Linked DNA regions of Homo sapiens: region 1 is linked to region 2. A link is an interaction called in ENCODE POLR2A ChIA-PET data of the cell type or tissue named here. Cell type or tissue: GM12878. All regions are shown on one strand. Each heading gives the region's core, and the rest is flanking DNA. Links, peaks and the distances in the headings are about the cores only.

Region 1 (9,941 bases), core at 2,021-7,020, 87 kb before region 2:
CCTGCATCATCTGTCTTGCGTGCTATTTCAGAGTGGGGAAGTGATAAACTATTTGCCTTCTGGAGCTCTTTGTGAAAAATTAAAAAAAAACTTAGCTCAAAGATATGATTGTCAATTGCTTCCGCAGGCACTGATCAATGGCCAACGCTGCAGAGATTACCAGGTCTGCCCTTGACCAAGGATGTCAGAGTCAGGGGGAACCATCACTGCTGTGTGATCCCCATGGCAAATGAGGGGAGGGTGGTTGCTGCCCTTACTGTGCAGTGAGGGTTGTTTTAAACTGATGGGTACTGTTATGTAAGCTGAAAAGGATTCCAAGGTACAGAAAGATGGAAGAGAGCCCCCACTGGGAGGGAGTGGAGGTGTCCATCTTGCATTTTGTGCTACAGGTCAGCCTATCCGTTCATCAAAAGATACTGAGATACTGTGATACCAGTCCAAGGCCAAAGAGCTTTTTCCTGGGGAAAAATAACAGCAGCAACAAAAAGAAAATCCTTGTTGATCTCAGTGACTGCTTGAATTTTTAGATCAAGCTTACCCCTAATCTCAAAAACCAGGCTGTGAACACTGCCTTGCTGCAGGCTTTGTGCTGGGCACTGAGATGCTCAGAGAAGTAGGTAAGGTCCCTACTGCTGTGTGGGGCCCGCAGTCCAATGGAGGAGCAACATAAAGCAGGTGGCTGCCAAACAGGATGGTTTTATTTCAGAGATGAACAAAATGGGCAGAGGAGGACTGTCAGGGCAGCTCTGCTGAGAAGGTGACATTTGGGTTGGGTTTTGGAGGATGAATTGGAGTTCAGAAGAGGGAGGAGGGCTGGGCACAGTGGGTGGAGATGCTGTCCAGGCATTGCCTGACAGGACTATGAAAGGGCCAAAGTGGGATTCATGGGAACTCAGTAGGGCAGAAGAGTTAGGCATGTGTTGGGGTTGATAACAAACAAGACTGAGACACAATCATGCTGGCAAGGCAAGTTGGCTGCCTCCCTCTCAGGGCTGTCTCCTTCTCAGGGCTGTCTCATCATAAGCACAGAGCCCAGCATTTCTGGGAGAATTCTAAGTTTGGTTACCATCTTGACAGATAATACAGAGGCTTCCAGTAAAATGTTGATGTCCAAAACAAGAAATATTCCCACTCAGCTACAAATTTGGGAATCTTATGGTTTTTCCCTTATGATTGGAGCAAATCCCTCCCGCTAGTAACTATAAAATAAAGATGTGTCTTCCCAGGAGGCTTTCTATAACGTGCTTTTGAGACATTCTTGCCAACTAAACAGAGGAAAGAAATGATCCAGAAGTGATCTCCCTGACAGAAGTTAATTCACTAAGGAGTTAAATAATGACAAAGTAAAGTTAAAATGAGGCTGGCTATATGAGAAGAAAATAGCATGTAAGGGGTGACACGTTCTGAAAACTAAGAGTAGACAGCTTTGGAAATGTCACGCCCACATGATGTTTTGTGGTGATGTTTATTATTTCAGGGGAACCGGCTGTCCTTCAATTAAATGCAGCTGAGGGAGGAAGGCCAGCAGGAGAGGAGGGGCATATGAGGGGCTTCCCTGTGAGCCCGCGGCCCTAAGTCAGTGTAGGGCAGCTGAGACAAGAACCAAAGTGTGGACAATGTCCTTTTGTACCTGCTTGGAGAAGAGAGAAGTAATGATGGTAGATTTTAGTACATTATATTACAAAAGATTACGTGAAAAATGGTGCTCCCTCTTATCCCAGGGACAGAGCAAGAGGAGTTTAGGTGAGCTTTCAGGAAGAATTCATTGACAGAATTGTCAGACACTGAATGGGGTTCCAAGGTAAGTGGTGGAATGGCTCCATTAAACTTTGTTGCTGGGCAGAAGAGTGGCTTCCTTTCTGCTCTGTGAATTACTGAAATGCCCTAGTATTTTGCTTCCACCCATGGATGTGCTAATATGTGAGCTGATCTTTGTTCAGTAGCCTCTGTGACACCAGCTGTGTTGCTTCCAATCCAAAGCCATCCATCCTCCCATCTGCCCTCAAAAAGAGTGGAAAGAATGAAGAATCGTCTCTGAGGATTGCCTTCTCTTTATTTTTAATTTATGGAGTTTGTTTTTATGCCCGTCCCTGTAATTCTCCAGCCTGGCTTCTCTGGAACAGGTGCTTTAGTAAACTTACCATGTCTGAGCAATCCTAGGGCCCACAGAGCACTAGCTCTGCCCCCATGGACCTGGCAAGGCTTTGATGGGGGTTTCCTATTCCACGGGTGGCTGGGTGGATGTCTGGGCTCTTACTAGTGGGGGAATTTGATTTTCAAAGTGGAGTGGGCAGCTCTCTCTCTCTCTCTGTTCTTAGATGCTTGGAAATTAATCAGCGACAGTTTCTTCTCCCAAAAGGAAATGAGAAGTTTGGAACAGACCCCCAGACAGGAGTTCAGTTGTCCAGGCATTTTGATGGTGTGGCCTGAAGGGCTTTAACTGCTTTTAAAAATTGCTAGCATAAATTGTGAAGACTTGAAGGGGATGATATTGTTGCTCAGGCCTAGCTCAGGGGAGGAAACCATGAGCAGAGTTGAGTGCAAGGGACAGAGTGGTGCAAGCCTGTTGAGAATCCGAGGGGAGAGGAAAGAGGCAGCTTCTAGCGCACCACACACGGAGCAAAGTCCTGGTGCTCAGAGCACAGTCTGGGAGAGAAGTGCAAGGAGTGGGGAGAAGAGACTAATGCAAGCCCATCGCTGGAGACAGTGATGCCAGTGCACAGGCCAAGAAAGAGGAGAGGGAACCAATGGGGAAAATAGTGTGGTAGGAGGGAGGCTTCAAATGGAAGTGGTGACAGCCTTGTCCTTAGAGTTTTATCCTTTTAAGTCTGCAACTATGGGAGAGATTGAGTTGGTGTTGAGTTGAACCGCTTGCACAGGAACAAGTGAAATGTCCAGTGCCCCCAATGCTTGGGGAAGAGCAATAACTCACAATCAAGCATCTCCATTGTCCCTGGACAGGGCCTCTGGAACCAGAGTCGAGAACCCCTTCCTGTAGGAAAGACACAGGGACTGTGGACAGACACAGAAGGGGGTACCCAGGAGCAGGGAGCAGAGTTTCTGGTGAGAAAAATCCACCCAAGGAGGTGGGGACTCATGGGAATCGCTGCCAGCTCTGTGTGGTGGCCGATCTCTCAGGCCCTGAGAGGGACACTCCGGCCCAGGGCTGCTTGACATCAGCCAGCCTCTCCTGTCACAGCCCGTCCAGCGAGAGTGCCCACTGCAAAGCCTGCAGGCTGGCCAGGGAGGCTGCGCCGGGCCCACATCCCCGTCTCTGTGAGCCTTTTTGGACCCCAGCCGTGGAACAAGCTGCAGGAGCCCTGGACGCCCTCCAGCTCCGTGAGTCAGTCTCTCCCCAGAGCAGCAAGCAGGCTTAGCTTTTCGCAGGGTGCCGTTCCACACGTGGAAGCCCCACCTCTAAGAGTTTCACGTCTGGACCATTTGGCTCCTCCCGGGAGGAGGTTGGAGGGCTTCTTTGAAGACATGACTTCCCTTAGGCCAGAAGCTTCCCAGGAATAACAGCAACTAACTCTTGTATCATGCACCAAAGTGAACCGCACTTTCCCTACGTGTGCTGTGTAGTTTAATACAGCATGAACCTCAAGAAGTAGGAACTATTCATTAATCTCTATCTTTCAGATAAGGCAAAGAGCTAAGGGAAGCAACTTGCCTAAGGTAGTAAGTGGCCTGGGAGTCAGACCGAGGCAGTCAGATCTCACCAAACTGCATCCACTTCCAAGCTGCTGGGGGATAATGTGTCTCATTTCTTGTTTTCTCAGTAAAATTTAATGTTTTAATCTCTCACTCTTGCACTCTGTCTCACCACACACACACACAGCCTGATACATAAAGCTGGCACTTCTAACCCATGTCTGTCTCCCCTGTGAAACCTCATATACTGATTATTCAGCTGGTCATACTGCAAACTCTCAGATAACATATTTCTGCAGACTTGGATGTTAGATACTGAATAAATGAGGATCAGAAATCGATGTCAAAGGGCAAGCTAACAGTCTCATTTAGAATGCTTCTCCCATTTCAAAACTGGTGCCTTGATTTTTTTTTTTTTTTTTTATGGCAGGAACAATTCAGAAACAGCTTAAATCATTCAGTCTTCTTCTTCTTTTTTTTTTTTTTTAACTTGCTGCATTGGTAACCCTTTTCATTCTTGTGTAAGAAATTGGAACTGTAGCACATAATGATGCTTTGGTATGAAATAATGGTAGGAATAAAAATGATTTCTTCTGAGAAGCCTGTGTTAAAGCACTTGGATACTGATAACTGGCTTACAGGGAGGCTGATCCAGGTGGTCTTAAAACTGGCTCTCCTGAACGCCACTCAAGCCCCAGTCCCATCTGCTCCTCCTTTGTTAACTCCTGTCAGTTGATGCCTCTCCTAGGAGTTTCTCCCGCTGCAGGCACCCCCGGGGAACACCCGAGACTACAGATCAGAAATGGATTCCAATCCAGCTGGGGTGCTAACTCACAATAATCATCTTTTTGGCCATTTCCTCATCTGTGGGATGGAAATGATGCTCAGGATAGTAGGTGGCAGTGCTCTGACCCTCAGTAGAATGTTCCTCAGACACTTCAAAGAACCAACCAGGTGCCCAGCTGACCGAGATAGTTTGTGGGAATTCATGTGACTGGAAGGCTGGGGATGGAGCCCACAGATCCCAGGGATTCTCTCCAGTTCCGTGAGGCTGTGGAAGTGTCTGTCAGGAGAGCCTCCTCCATTCAGTGCCTGGCCCAGTGTGATATGCTCAGAGTGGGGTTTGATGATCCAGAGCTCTGTCCCTAAAACTTGGGCAACTTAACTGTTCTGTGTCTCAGCCTCATATCTATAATACGAGGCCACTGACTACATGATTTGTAAGGTGCCTTCAAACTCTTAAGAAAACATTACATACATTGGATTCCTTGAAATTTTAAGTAAGAAACTTGCTTCCACAAAGGTTTCTGGGTAGAGATGTTGAGAAACCACACCCAATAATGGTTGCCAAATTGTGAGTCTAAAATAATTAAATTTGCCTGGCTCCTATTTGATCTGTTGGGTTTTGTGTAAATACTTTACATTTCCTAGGTTTCTTTTTTTAACCTGACTTACAACTACATCTGTAAAGTAGCTCCTAGTGTCATCAAAGTAGGAACCACATCAGAAGAAAATAAATTGTTGGTGAGTGACTGTATGTTAAAAATTAAAAATAAATTAGATTGGCTGGGCGTGGTGGCTCATGCCTGTAATCCCAGCACTTTGGGAGGCCAAGGCAGGCAGATCGCTTTGAGCTCAGGAGTTTGAGACCAGCCTGGGAATCATGGCAAGACCCTATCTGTATAAAAAATACAAAAAAAAAAAAAAAAAAAAAGAAAAAGAAAAAATTAGCAGGGCATTGGTGGCTTGCGGATGTAGTCCCAGCTACTCATGAGGCTGAGGTTGGAGAATCGCTTGAGCCCAGGAAGCGGAGTCTGCAGTGAGCTGAGGTTGCGCCACTCCAGCCTGGGTGACAGAGTGAGACCCTGTCCAAAAAATAAAATTAAATTAAAAAATAAGATCAAGGCTAGTTCTAGACAAAATTAAATTGTTCTTTCTAGTATTTTCTCCTTTCAGCATCTCTCTTTCTTCAACTCTTCCTCTGTTCTGTGCAGCCTCCTCTCAAGTCCTCACTGCCATCTCTTCCAAACACTTTCTGATGACTGCCAACGGTGAACAAACCCGTGCACCCTAGGAGAAGGCATTACCCCTCTGTGGCAGAGGTGGTCGTGTTCATCAACTCCTCCAGGTTTCTCCTGCATTTCCCACCTCCCCTGTACTCACATCGGGCCCGGGGACTGGTTGATGGGCTGTGAACAGAAGTGACAGGTGTCGCTTTGGTCTAAGGCAGTTGGGAACAGTTTGTGAGTTCTCTTTACTCTCTTTATCATCACTGTGACTGGAAGGGAAACACCGAGATGGCGAAGTTGCAAGATGGAAGCTGCCTGGATCTGTGAGCTGCTGTTAGAGAAAAGCTACTAAGGAGTTTCCTGGCTTGCATTACACTGTCCCGTGAAAGAAAAAATAAACCTCGGTCTTAAGCTGTTGAAATTTCTTGGTTTGTTACTTCGGTCCAGCCTAGCCTAGCCTAACACATCCCTTCCAAAGGTATTTAATTTTAAGAGAGATGTCTAGGGGGAAAAGCAATGCAAAATGCAATGGAAATAACTTTGCCTAGTGGAAATGTAGGCATCTGAAGAAAAAGAGGTTTGAGTCAGGAACCTCCTCAGTCCCCCTGAAATCAGGACACGTAAAGCAGTATTGTATGCCTCCTAATGATCCTGCGCTGCAGGGAGAATTTACAAACGTTCCAAAGAAGACAAGTTTAAGACATTATTCCTTCAGGCAGACTGTCCCCAGGCCCAGTTTCTAGAAAAAGGCAAAACAAGGGAAACAGGCTTTTAGAATGATCTTGAAAAAACAAGTACCAAAGACAAAATTCCCTTTTTTTTCTGCCCTACCCCATATTATCAATTTCCTATTATTAAAATTTCTACTTGGCTTCCTCTAAAAATTCCACAAGGGCACAGAACATTTGATAATTTGGATCCATTTAGAAATCTACTAGAAAATAATCCTGGGAACTTTTTAACAGTATGATAAATGACAATACTGTGCATCTGTCCAGTGAAGCTGGCCTCAGACGTAATGCCTTTGGGGAAACTGCATGGATCAGTTTAAAAGGATTTCAAGTGTAATTCTTTCGGGAATGCCTTTCCTCCCTCCATGGAGGTCCCCCTGGCTTCCAAGGCACCATGGGCGGTTTCAAGAATTATGCAGGTGGTATCCATCACAAAATGCGGGGAAAGGCTCTCAGAAAGGTGACAAAATGCTAACTTGGACCCTCACTCTAAGTTGGATTATTAAGTGTCCCCATGCCGGGTGCGGTGGTTCATGCCTGTAATCCCAGCACTTTGGGACGCTGAGGTGGGCAGATCATCTGAGGTCAGGAGCTCAAGACCAGCATGACCAACATGGTGAAACCCCACCTCTACTAAAAATACAAAAATCAGCTGGGTGTGGTGGCTCACGCCCGTAATACCAGCTACTCAGGAGACTGAGGCAGAATTGCTTGAACTGGTGCAGCGGAGATTGCAGTGAGCTGAGATCGCACCACTGCACTCCAGTCTGGGCGACAGAGTGAGACTCCATCCCTAAGAACAGCAATCTAGCAACGGCATCATCTCTGACTGCAGTCTCCTAAGGAAGTCATTCTTTCCCCCAAAGGCTTGTGACACTTGCCAGTGGGGAGGATCCCACCTAACTCTGCCACTGGCTTTCCCTGTGCTCCTCCAACCAATTCAGCGGGCTTCCCAAAAGCTTACTGACACACTGGAACCCAAAACCCACCTGGTTAATAATCCAGATACAATCCCTTTGGGTCTGGCAGCACATGCCAGCCAAGTCCCAAACTAGTTTATTAGTTTAACCAAAAGGTAAACAGATGATGGAGATGCAGAAAGACAAGCATGCGAGCAGCTAAAAGCATTACCCGGCTGTCCACCAGGAAACAAATTTAAGACATTTAAAGTGGCATTAAATAAATGAAGCTAAGTTTTAGCTACTTGGAATTTCCATTGTCTTTAAAAAAGGTAAATATATATATATTTTACATTGCAGTATATAAATCTAGACTCTACATATACAGTATAAATACACAGGATGAACACGGGCACAACATATATGTCTTGGTGGTCACGCCCTCAACCAGGCCAATGGTTTTATTTATTTTTTTTTTTTTACCTTCGCACCAAGAATATCAGGCTGAGGCTACATATACTTCAACCTGCATGAGGGCTGCCACCCTGGCCATCTCTCCTACAAGCACAGAAGCACAAATCGAACAGGGATTGAAAACAGAAGAAAGTGCTTTTTGACTAGTTGAAACCCAGTCAGTCTTTACAATGTGTAGTCCAATCTCCTGGAAAGACCAAAGGAAATTGGAGGACTTCCTGGCCCGTTCTTCGGTCCATTGCCGCAAATCTCTAAACTTTCCCTGGTGCTTCTTGTGGAATTCACATGGCTATTTATGCAACGCAAATCCCACACAACTTTTAGGAGCTGTATTATGGGATTAAGAAAAAAAAATAGCTCCATGTTACAATCTGCACTTCATATTCCGGGTTTGTTCTCTAAATTTTTGGAATAAAAACTGGTATTTTGAGAATCATTTCTTAAAAAGGACAACATTCTGAAAGTGCTTCTTACACATGTCAATATTCCACATATGGCTTTTAGTTCAAACCCCAGCACAGCTCAGACTTGGAAGGAAGAGTGTGATGGTGTTATGAGAGACAAAAGTGTCACTTAACAATGATACTGTGATAGCAAGCACGGGAACCTGGAAAAAAAAAAGTTATTGATTCCATCTGGAAGAATGTACCTCTTAGACAAATGATTCAGATAATCTATACAGCCCCATCTCTTTCCCCACGACTAGGCACAGTAATGCTATAAAAGTAAGTAAAATAGGATGCTGTTATCAGCAGGGAACATCTTCTGAGGGGCTATTAACGGGACAATCACTGTTCAGAAATCTTTCACAAGCTCAAAATAATCAAACGTAGTCAATTGCAGTAGAAATTTCCACACCTGAGGAATAAATTGCACATAATAAAGAGGTACTAAGATCCAGATGGCAAAAGACTCCAGACACATAGTTTTACATGCAAAAGGCAATCAGAGAAGGCAATGAAGCAGTGACATTCCAAGACAGATAAGAGTCCAAATGAGTCACCATTCTTTTGCGCTTTCTTTTCTGGCTTCATTACCAAAGAACATGGTTATTTGTGCAATGATTATGATATGTTCTTTAGGGGGAAAACGGAAATACACGGGGTTGCCAGAAACTGAAATGAGCTTGTTTCAGGAGCTTGACACCTCCAGAGGTGTCATGATGGCTAGACCAGTGGGGCGATGGTCCTCCGAAGCTCCTCCTGGCCTCCCTAGGGTAGCAGAAAGTGGCAGATGCAGGCAGAGGTTGAAGGCCACCAGCTCATCCAAACCCTTTCCAAAGTGGCCTTTCATACAGCCTGTGGCAGTTCCAGCCTCTGCAGTTGTTTTTATCTGGTGGCACTTGATTGAGAAAGTCATCCTCTCCCTTTATAAAAATAAAGTTTGGGCTTCTTGTAATACTGGCACAAAGGACACTCTCTATTCCCAGGACTGATTCCATTTACTCAGAATATACGAGACTAGGTTCTCAGTTTCTTCTATTTCCCTGTAAAAAGTGACCTCAACTTCCCAGGCCATTGTGCAAATTTGTTTTTCCATAGTCCATACTATCCCATAAAGTCCCTCTTATATATTTTTATATAGATACACATGCATACCAAATACATGTGCATATATATGTTTTAAATGTTGGTAATTCTGCATTTTAGTCTCAAATGAGTCAAAGAGAATCAGTGAATCGTTCATCCTTTTCATGTCAAATTCATTTCCAGTTTCCCCACGGTGCCTATCATAATGCTTTGCACACCACAGGAACTCAATAAATATCTGCTGACTTCACCAATGATCCTCGAACACCGGATGGTAATTGCAATCACCGCAGCCTGTTTCTCAGCCCCACTCTGCCTTTGGCAAACAAGGGGCCACTGGTCCCTCCCTTCAGAGGGTGATTTTGCTGTGTCTGTTACTCCAGCAGCCCCGTTTAGCTGTCCTGGGCAACGTCAAGCTGGTCCGGCTACGCAGTTTCACTTGTTCTTCCATGGAGTTCTTTTTGCGCAAAATGAAGTCAAAGTTCACTTGGCTGTTCATGGCATAAAAGACATTTGCTGAGTCTGGAATCACAAGTTCTGAAAAAGATAAGGAAAGATAAGATGGTCAGCTTGTGGAGGTCAGCTCAGTACTGACAACGGCAGCTGTAAACCTTGCCCAGACACAAGAACGGGACTACGGCCCTTCAT
Region 2 (9,941 bases), core at 3,028-8,027:
ACAGAGCGAGATGCCATCTCAACAAAAAAAAAAAAAAAAAAAAAAACTAAAAACTGGAGAAAACTTAAATGTCTATCCATATAATAACCCATTCAATAAATATTATAAAGCTATTGAAAAGATTATGATAGATTCATCTACACGTGCTGGTTTTGAAATAAGAATTACATTTTTTGAGCTTTCAATATGCCAGCCACTGTTCTAAGCCTTTTATATATACTAATTCACTTAATGAGTAAAAAATTTCCAAGATATGCAGATAAGTAAAAACTGAAAACTGGCCAGGCGTGGTGGCATGCACCTGTCATCCTAGCAACTCAGGAGGCTGAGGCTGATCTCTTGAGCCCCGGAGTTTGAGGATGCAGTGAGCTATGATTGTGTGACTGCACTCCAGTCCAGTCTGGACAACAGGACAAGATCCTATCTCTAAAAATAGAAAAAAAAAATTTTTTAAATGAAAATTGCAGAACAGACTATGTACTGTGATGCTATCTGTATCATAGGTAAGTATATGTGTCATATGATAAATATATAAACATATCATATATATGACATACAGTACATAAATGTGTGTATATATACATACATACTTTCTATACACCCAAAAGTGTGGGAAAAATACAAAAGGATGGTTCACAGTGATTTCCTGGGAGGAATGGGATTGGAGCTTGGAGAAAAAAATATTTTACTTTTTATTTTTATAATTATCTGGGCTGATGGAACTTTTCACCATATACATGGATTACCTCTATTTTTAAAATGTTAATATGTGTTATTTGCCTAGTTGATGGTCTATTTAATTTTCTTCTTACTACTAATATTTTTAAATCTAATAAATGTTATTTGGGGAAAAGGCAGCAATATGAACAAACTTTAATATTTTGCATATTCTTCCACAGTGTAAGAATTTTTAGCATGAGCACAGATTACTTTCAAAATAAAAAAATTTAGTTAACAAACATCAATACTCAACAAGCCCAACAGAAAGCCGTATCTCATTTCCTTCCTTATGCAGGAAACCCCAGAATATAAGGATTTAGATGAGGATTCTCCTGATTCTAAAACAATTGTTTGGCTGACAGCTTTCTTCCTCCCAGTATCAAGTTGATTTAATGATATTTTCTAAAAGACCAAGTTTAATTCTAAATAAAACAGAAATAAAGAGGAAAATCTAAAGTTTAACAGTGTGTAAATATCAATGTATACTGCTCTATGTAATAAGTAGCTTAAAAATACGGATCAAGGATATTTATGTGCAGATCCTTAAAACAGTCAATACATGCTGACTGTTAATAGTTATCATCATCATCGCATCATCATTGCCACCATTCCTAAGCTGCTTCCTGTGGATCTAAGAATGAGCTCCACACTTCACACATATTAGCACATTTCATCCCCACAACATCCCAGTAAAATTCTTGGTCAACTGATTATTTACTGAATAATATAAAATTATAAAAATATGGAGAAATTTAGGGTGGCAAATAGTAAATCCATAAAGCAACTGAATCTAGATTTAAGGTATCCACTCTCAACTCTTTTATAAATCTTTTAGGAGATATTTTTCCCCAGCAACAGACCATAAGTGGCTCCTGAATGATCTTCTTTTCATTTGTGCCAAAGGTCATCCCTTCCCGTTAATCTTTCCTCACATATCTCTCTCCGAATACCAAGTGCAGGTGATTCAGAACCTCGTGCTCCACTCCATAATCAGCCTACATTTCTTTCAACTCAAAAGCTCCTTTACATTCTTACCTGTCCAGCAGTAGTTCCAGCACTTCTTTAGTGGAGGCAAAGCCTCTGTACGTTGAAAGAAAGATGCTGATATAGGTAAAGTCATTGTCCCCAAAAGCTGTCAGCAGGTTCTCCACAAGCTTCTCCAAGGTGCCAGCTTTTATGGTCCTGATCTTACAGGTTTCATATTGACTGACTGTGTGTCCTGGAGGCAGCTGGTCCCCTTCAACCTGTATAATAAATTAACAATTACCATAAGGAGAAATGACTCCCTAAAGTAAAATTGGAAGCATTGAAATAGTTGAAGGCCATAGCCTGTTATGTTTCCTCTCATTCTTATTTATTTATTTATCCCTTTTGTTACCCAGGCTGGAGAGCAGTGGTGTGATCACAGATCACTGCAGCTTGGAGCTCCTGGGCTCGAGTGATCCTCCTGACTCAGCCTCCCAAGTAGCTGGGACTACAGGCTCAGGCAACCATGCTCTGCTCATTTTTGTATTTTTGTTTTTGGTAGAGATAGTGTCTCGCTATGTTATCCAGACTGGTCTCAAACTCCTGGGTTCAAGCAACCCTCTCGCCTTGGCCTCCCAAAATGCTGGGATTATAGGTGTGAGCCACTGCATGCAGCTTACCCTCACTCTTATTTAATTTCTCTACATGTCATATAAGGCAATGCTCTCTCCTATGAGTTTAGTGTGGTAGGGTGGTGGTGGTGGAGGTATGCGTGTTTCCTACCTTTCTAGAAGTAGAGGTATTACTTCATAATGGTTACATTTGCTTCTACTTACTCCCCTATCAAGAACTAGTTTGCTGATATAATTTTACCAAGCGCATTTTTAATGATACCAGGATCAGGTTTAGCAAGCATTCCCTTTGTTTTGTTCCATGGAAAGTTTTCAAACTCATTCTTTTTTTTGAGATGGAGTCTCGCTTTGTCGCCCAGGCTGGAGTGCAGTGATGTGATCTTGGCTCACTGCAACCTCCACCTCCTGGGGTCAAGTAATTCTCCTGCCTCAGCCTCCCGAGTAGCTGGGATTACAGGCACCCATCACCACACCCGACTAATTTTTGCATTTTTAGGAGAGACAGGTTTTCACCATGTTGGCCAGGCTGGTCTTGAACTCCTGACCTCAGGTGATACGCCCGCCTCAGCCTCCAAAAGTGTTGTGATTACAGGCGTGAGCCACTGCACCTGGACAAACTCATTCTTTTTTGTTGTTGTTGTTGTTGGAGTTTTTTATTCTTTTTTTTTTTAAAAATTATACTTTAAGTGCTGGGATACATATGCAGGTTTGTTACATAGGTATACACATGCCATGGTGGTTTGTTGCACCCATCAACCCATCATCTATATTAGGTATTTCTCCTAAGGCTATCCCTCCCCTAGTCTGTCACCCCACCCCCGACAGGCCCCCATGTGTGACGTTCCCCTCTCTGTGTCCATATGTCCTCATTGTTCAACTCCCACTTATGAGTGAGAACATGCGGTGTTTGGTTTTCTGTTCTTCTGTTAGTTTGCTGAGAATGATGGTTTCCAGCTTCATCCATGTCCCTCCAAAGGACATGAACTCATCCTTTTTTATGGCTGCACAGTATTCCATGGTGTATATGTGCCTCATTTTCTTTATCCAGTCTATCACTGATGGGCATTTGGGTTGGTTCCAAGTCTTTGCTATTGTGAACAGTGCTGCAATAAACACACGTGTGCATGTGTCTTTATAGTAGAATGATTTATAATCCTTTGGGTATATACCCAGTAATGGGATTGTTGGGACAAAGGGTGTTTCTGGTTCTAGATCCTTGAGGAATCGCCACACTGTCTTCCACAATGGTTGAACTATGAGTGAACAGGCAACCTAGAGAATGGGAAAAAAATTTTTGCACACTCATTCCTAAAGACAGCTCCTATGGTGGAGTGCTGGAGCTGAGTCATACTGGTTTTGGAGAGAGGATTGTTAAATTTTAAGAATTTGTGTGAGCCAGTTGAAATCATGTTGATAGCTTGAAAAACTGGCCATGGTTGGAGTATATTCTCCGTGGAAATCTATGGAGATGGAATCATGATCTGACTTTCTTCAGTCCACAGACGGCAATGTGCATTTTGATTCAATATCATCAGCAATCAACAGAGCTGACTGAGAAAATGGTTGTACCAAGCACCACTGGGTTAAGCTCTGGGGAGTGATGAAAAGGGTGGGTGGGTGTATGACCCTGCCTTCTGGAAACTTGCAAAGTCTAAAAGAAGACATTTACTCACGAGAAGCAGCTAGCACATGAAAATGAAACTGTAAATGAATATTGGTAGATATAATTGTACCTTGGTAGATATAAACCATAATACATAAAAATTCATTGGTAATAAAATCTTCACAGCTTAAAATTTGAGTATAAGGGAAGAGAATTAAAATGAAGAAAAATATTGGTGTGCCTTACATTCTGCAGTAAATCTGTGCCTAACAAATTATACAGAGATGCAATTTTGAAAGTTTAACTCATCCTTCATAGGCACTAAGGAAACTGCTCTAAAGAGAGGAGGTCTATTTCTAAAGCAAAAATAATCCTAAGTGATGCGAACAATCGCCAGGCGGTTTATCTGAATCGCAAGTTGAATTGTAATTGTTTTATGTCAGATTTCCTAAATTGAAATAGTCACATGTGAAAATTAAAGAAGAGACACAAAGAAGAAAGAAGTGGATCTCTAATGATGATATTGTGCTTACTAAGTAGCATGTTTGCTTTTCCTTCACCTGGCCTGTCAGAAATCAAACTACTGGAAGGAAACTAACAGATGGATTGCTTTCAGAAAGACCAGAGTGGTGGCAACTGCTTTCAGAAGGGGGTTAGAATAGCTTAATGTCATCATGTCAAACCGCTAACAGGAATTAAAATTAAGACTCCAGCTTATGTGGTAGATGGCTTTATCTCTTTATTTAATTTCTGAAAGTTTTCTAGGGAGAGGGATCTGGTTCAGGCAAAATAGCAAACATTTCTTTAGGCCTCTTAAGACTGTTGACTCAGATCAGGGTCTAATAGCTGTTCTTTATCACTCTATATGTAGTTTTAGAACAAACCTTGTAGTACCCATCTGTTCCCCAGAAGTTCCAATTAACTTTATCAGAAACAATAAGTGAAAAAGATATATGGTTTAGAATTCTACATGTTATTAATTATTTGGTTCACTGTTGCTTGAAGTGTGTGCCGTAAAACACTAGTTCCAAAAAAAACTCCTATGGTCAAGTTTGGGAACTATAGAGTTCAACAAAGTCAATGATATCTCTTTACTGCAGAATTTCTCATATGCCAACGGTGTTATTCAACTCCAAGAGAGGGGTATGGTATGCAGCATTTCCAGATGGATTTCTCTTTAGTCTGAGAGCATCTTGCAGAACTTCAGAATGCACATACTTTGAAAAATTTTGGCTTATTAAATTACTGTAATGCATTTAAAACTTAACTCATATTTACCACTTTTCATTTAAAAAAGAAAAATCAAAACATTATAAAATATAATGTTAATTTTTATTTTCAAATGTGTATTCCTTTGATCTCTTTATTAATACAAAAATGTCAGGATGTTTTGTGTTTTGTACCTTGTCACTTCAAAAGACCTGGCCAAAATAATTGTCAGCCTGCATGATATTCAAAAGTAGCAGTTAGAAAATATACTTCAGGATGGGAGCGGTGGCTCACGCCTGTAATCCCAGCACTTCGGGAGGCCAAGGGGGGTGGATCACCTGAGGTCAGGAGTTCAAGAACAGCCTGGCCAACATAGTAAAACCCCATCTCTACTAAAAATACAAAATCAGCCACGTGTAATGTGCGTGCCTGTAGTCTCAGCTACTCAGGAAGCTGAGGCAGGAGAATCACTTGAACCCAGGAAGCGGAGGTTGCAGTGGGCTGGAGATTGTGCCACTGCACTCCAGCCTGGGCAACAGAGCGAGACTCCATCTCAAAAGCAAACAAACAAAAAAAAACATGAAAATATACTTCAATGTTAAATATTAACAACAATAAAAGGAATGGCTTCTCAGTGGTTAGGGATAGTCAAACTCTGATTTAAATCAAGCTTCCTCGCCTTGTGATAATAACAGTGTTCCCTTACCAAACAATGTTGAAATTTGACGATTCTTATTTTACTTACAATGGAAACTCTACTTTAATTCTAAATCCTTCTTATCAAAAGTGATGATTATTTAAAAGAACTATTTTTTCACCGAGTATTGACGTGTCCCAAAATTCAAACACAGAGAAAAATGCTTGTCAAAGGACCTGATGAAGTGGGTCCCATTTCCTGCCAGAAAGCAGAGATTTGGCAGAAAGCCAGGGTTCTCCCTTGGGAATGGAATTATGTTTCTCATTAACCCAGCCCCTCTCTTTCAGTACTTTCTTACTCGGAAAAAATTTCAATATGCATACATGATTCCTGTAAGTCCCTTTAACAGTATTTGTTCCTCAGGGTTTGCATCTGTGCATTAGGAAGAACCACATATGACCTAACAGAAGACTAATAAAATATTTTGAAAATTTAGATTTAAAAAATAATTTTCAAAGTGAACATCAATGACAATATCATAAAATAAGTATAGAATTGCTCTTGTGCCTACAATCATTCTCACACAAAATAACAATGCATGTTAAGTTATCAGAGAATTTGCTTAATGTCATTTTCTGTAGAACTGCTAAATATCCTAATACCTGCTTATTATGGCAGGGGAAAGATCTGATGACTTCTAATTTGCCAACATTCAAATAGAGTACATTTCTTATGAAACAAAAACTTAAAATGATCTGCTTACCACTGAAATTATTTTGAAATGAAACTGTACAGAGGGGAAACACAAAAAATACTCTGCCATATGGCCCGACAAGAGAAGCTAAAATGTTAAAAGTTTCATTTTTGCAAGAAAAGATTCCTATAGGTCTGTAAGTGTTTTAAGAGACTTTAGGACCTGTTTTTGCTTATATTATCTTAGTAACTTTGAATTATTAAGTTGAAGACGAAAGGGGTGGAACCCTTGTCAGACAAGTGCTTAATAACCCAGACTTAGAAAGCAAGACACGGAGGCCTGAGCCTGTCCTGTGGGTTAGCACGCTAACAGGAAACAGCTCAATCTGGATTTAATCATAGACCGTCGCTTTACTGACAAGATCACGGTACTGTGACCACAAAAATGTTTCATGTTTGTTTTTTTGGTTGATCTTTGTGCCTTTAGAATCCAGCTTTTTCTAAGAGAACATGTCTGAGTCCTATGGGGTAAATATCTAAAACTGTGCCCAAGTGTCCTACCAGGTAATTTCCATAATTATCGATTTTGGCATGAGACGGAGAGGAAAAAGGGCATGTGAGAGATGAAAGATGCCATATTTCAATTCCGTTTCCAGTCATGGAAAAATAAACTCTTTCACCTTCTAAAACATAAACTGTTAACCAGTTGGGTGTTTCTAATTTGAAAAAAAAAAAAAGTCCCTTCAATCAAAATAATAATTCAGTCATCTGATAGTTTAACAGGGAACGTGTTAAGCAAACAACCTCATTAGGATGGAGACAGTATGGAGTCCTCCACACCATGATCACTCTTCAGTATATCAGTTCTCAGGCATCTTGGCCTGAGCAGCAAAGTAAATAGTGAGTACTATTCCAGCTGTTAACTCCCTCCAAAAATCTAAAACCCACACCCAATCCCTACATTCATCCCCAAACACCAAAAGTAAGTTTTATGCTTCCTTTTCATATGCCCTACAACCACTATCCAGCAACAACAAACCACCACAATACAGGCTGAGGATCTTTTATCTCAAATTCTTGGGACTGAAAGTGGTTTGGATTTCAGAATTTTTCAGATTTTGAAATATTCCCACTATACTTACCATTCAAGTATCCCCATTCTGAAAATCCAAACTGCAAAACACTGCAATAAGCATGGATGTTGGAGCACTTTGAATTTCGGTTTTAAGATTAAGGATACTCCACCTGTATAGGAAAACCCACAAGCTGACTCACAAATAAGCTCTGCTCATCTCTCCATATTACTCAACTGCATAAATTTCTTTGCCATGCAACAAAATTTGCATCATTCTCTCAGCAGAAATCATGTATGTAATGACACCCAGCAGAACATGACAAGGCCAATACACCTGAGTACTACAGTGACTATTTACACACAGGACACTCAGAGATGTTAAGGTAAAGTCTAGAAAATACTTTAGGGCCCATGATGTCAAGCTCAACATGAGGTTCTGCCTTGTGTGAACTTTTATTAGGTTGGTGCAAAGGTGATTATGGCTTTTGCCATTAAAAATAGTGGCAAACTTAACAAAACTTAAACCAAAACTTGTCACAATCACCTTTGTGCTAACCTAATATTGGGTGGGAAGTCACTTTTTTGCTAGGTTAGGGTTGACAGATAAATTACAGGATGCCCAGTGAAATTTTAATTTCAGAGAAATAATGAATAATTACATACTATGTGGTATAAGTATGTCCCATTCCATGTTTGGGATCTATGCATACTAAAAAAACCTATTTGTTATTTATCTGAATTTGAAATGTAATTGTGTATCCTGTATTTTTATGCTACTAGCACATACACAATGGCTGTCTTTTCCATTTATTCATCTACTTATTCAGCTACATATTAACTAAATGGTACTATGTGCCAGGCACTGTGCAAGGTACTAGACATATAAAGGTAAATAGCATGCAGTTCTGGCAACCAAGTTGTTCAGTCTGGTGAAGGAAACAGACACAAAGAAACCATTACAATAAAATGTGAGTAAAATGGTGGAGAGAGAGGCAAGACATGGAGGGAAGCACCAAGAGGGGCCCAGTGTAAAGGAGGTGTCAGAAAAGGCTTCTTAAGTAGGTTCTGTCTGCACTGGGTTGTTTTGTTTTGTTTGTTTGTTAGAGATGCAGTCCATCTCTATTGCCCAGGCCGCAGTACAGTGGTGCAATCAGGGTTCAATGCAGCCTCAACCTCCCATGCTCAAGCATTCCTCCCACCTCAGCCTCCCAAGTAGCTGGGACTACAGGCACGCACCACCCCAGCTAATTTATTTATTTATTTATTTATTATTTATTTATTTATTTATTTATTTTTTAGAGACAAGGCCTCGCTATATTGCCCAAGCTGGTCTCAAACTCCTGGACTCAAGCGATTCTCCCACCTTGGCCTCTCAAAGTGCTAGCATTACAGGCATGAGCCACCATACCTGGCCTGCACTGGGTTTCACATAATGAATGAGAGTTAACTATGTTGGGGAGGGCACAGCAGGCAGAGAAACAAGCATTAAAAAAGTCATGAAAACGCTATCCCAAAGTATGGAACTTTGACATGCTGAGGACTTTGAACTAAAGGAATTGGAAGGCCTCAGAAGCAGCCTCAGAAGCAAATTCTCTGACCTTTTCCTGCCCTCCTGTCTCCTACACTTCTTTCTCCCTTGAAGTGAATCATAGAAACCAGGATTCCTCCTTCCCAAGGTGAGTCATAGAAACTAGAACCCCCTCTTATCCTAAAGCAAGGCTTAAAGCCTGGAAATATTGCTCTAACCTCCCTCACCTTTTTGTTTAGAAGCTGACCATAAATTCTCTGACCTACCTTGTCTGATAGTAGATCATAAGACCCTCATTCCATAGGGGTCCTGGCCCACACCCAGGGGGAAAGAAGAATACTACAAAGAGTGGCCAGGAAGAATCTGAACAGACAGGCCTTGCTGGGTTCCCCCTTAGTCTATTACCATTAGATCATACCCGTTTCATCCAATCACATTTCCACATGGCTGTCCATTCTTCATTGACTCTAAGCATAAAAATGGAAAGTTTCCTCTGGCTCTTTGGGCCATTATTTCTGAAGGCTCCCATGTCACATAAAACTTTGATTAAAGAAATCTGTTATGCTTTTCTCTTGTTAACCTGTCTTTTGTTATAGGAGAGTTACCGATGACCCTTATGATGGGTGAGGAAAGGCATCATACCTTTCCACCACTACAGGGGGAAAATGTGTGGCTGCATAAACAATATGACAGAGGGAAGGAATGCTTTGGCTGGAGAGCCAGCAGGAGACTACCTGATTATGGAGGACTTAGGTTGCATGCTAAGGAGCTGAGACTCTGTGTCCTGTTGAAATGGGAGACCAATGATGAGGTTTTAAGCATAGTCAAGGAAATCAACGTGGAGGACAGATTTGATGAGGACAGTTTTAAAGTTGGAA

Evidence for each region. ChIA-PET counts read pairs that join two places held together with the same protein. Peaks named below come from ENCODE experiments on the same cell type or tissue, not always from the same donor. Only the 100,000 strongest peaks of a DNase experiment are listed, where the experiment ranks them.
Region 1: POLR2A ChIA-PET joins it to region 2 with 5 read pairs; 2 of 35 experiments call an interaction of 5 or more read pairs at or near these places.

The regions. Positions count from the first base shown.
Region 1 is chr1:183,925,994-183,935,934 of GRCh38, reverse strand. It overlaps RGL1 (ral guanine nucleotide dissociation stimulator like 1), which reads right to left. Exons shown (of 18, transcript NM_001297671.3): 18 at 7,403-9,830. The coding sequence ends at 9,643. COLGALT2 (collagen beta(1-O)galactosyltransferase 2) reads left to right here. Exons shown (of 12, transcript NM_015101.4): 12 at 1-101. Among named protein-coding and RNA genes, the nearest start is that of COLGALT2, 110 kb to the left of the region's middle. In GM12878, for the core only: no CTCF peak of the experiment used is centred there; no DNase peak of the experiment used is centred there.
Region 2 is chr1:183,839,589-183,849,529 of GRCh38, reverse strand. RGL1 (ral guanine nucleotide dissociation stimulator like 1) reads right to left here. Exons shown (of 18, transcript NM_001297671.3): 3 at 1,756-1,964. Among named protein-coding and RNA genes, the nearest start is that of RGL1, 39 kb to the right of the region's middle. RefSeq lists an enhancer at 7,693-7,742. In GM12878, for the core only: no CTCF peak of the experiment used is centred there; DNase peaks (open chromatin) are centred at 4,541, 6,069, 6,839, 7,791 and 2 weaker places; H3K4me3 peaks cover 2,375 bases; H3K27ac peaks cover 4,557 bases.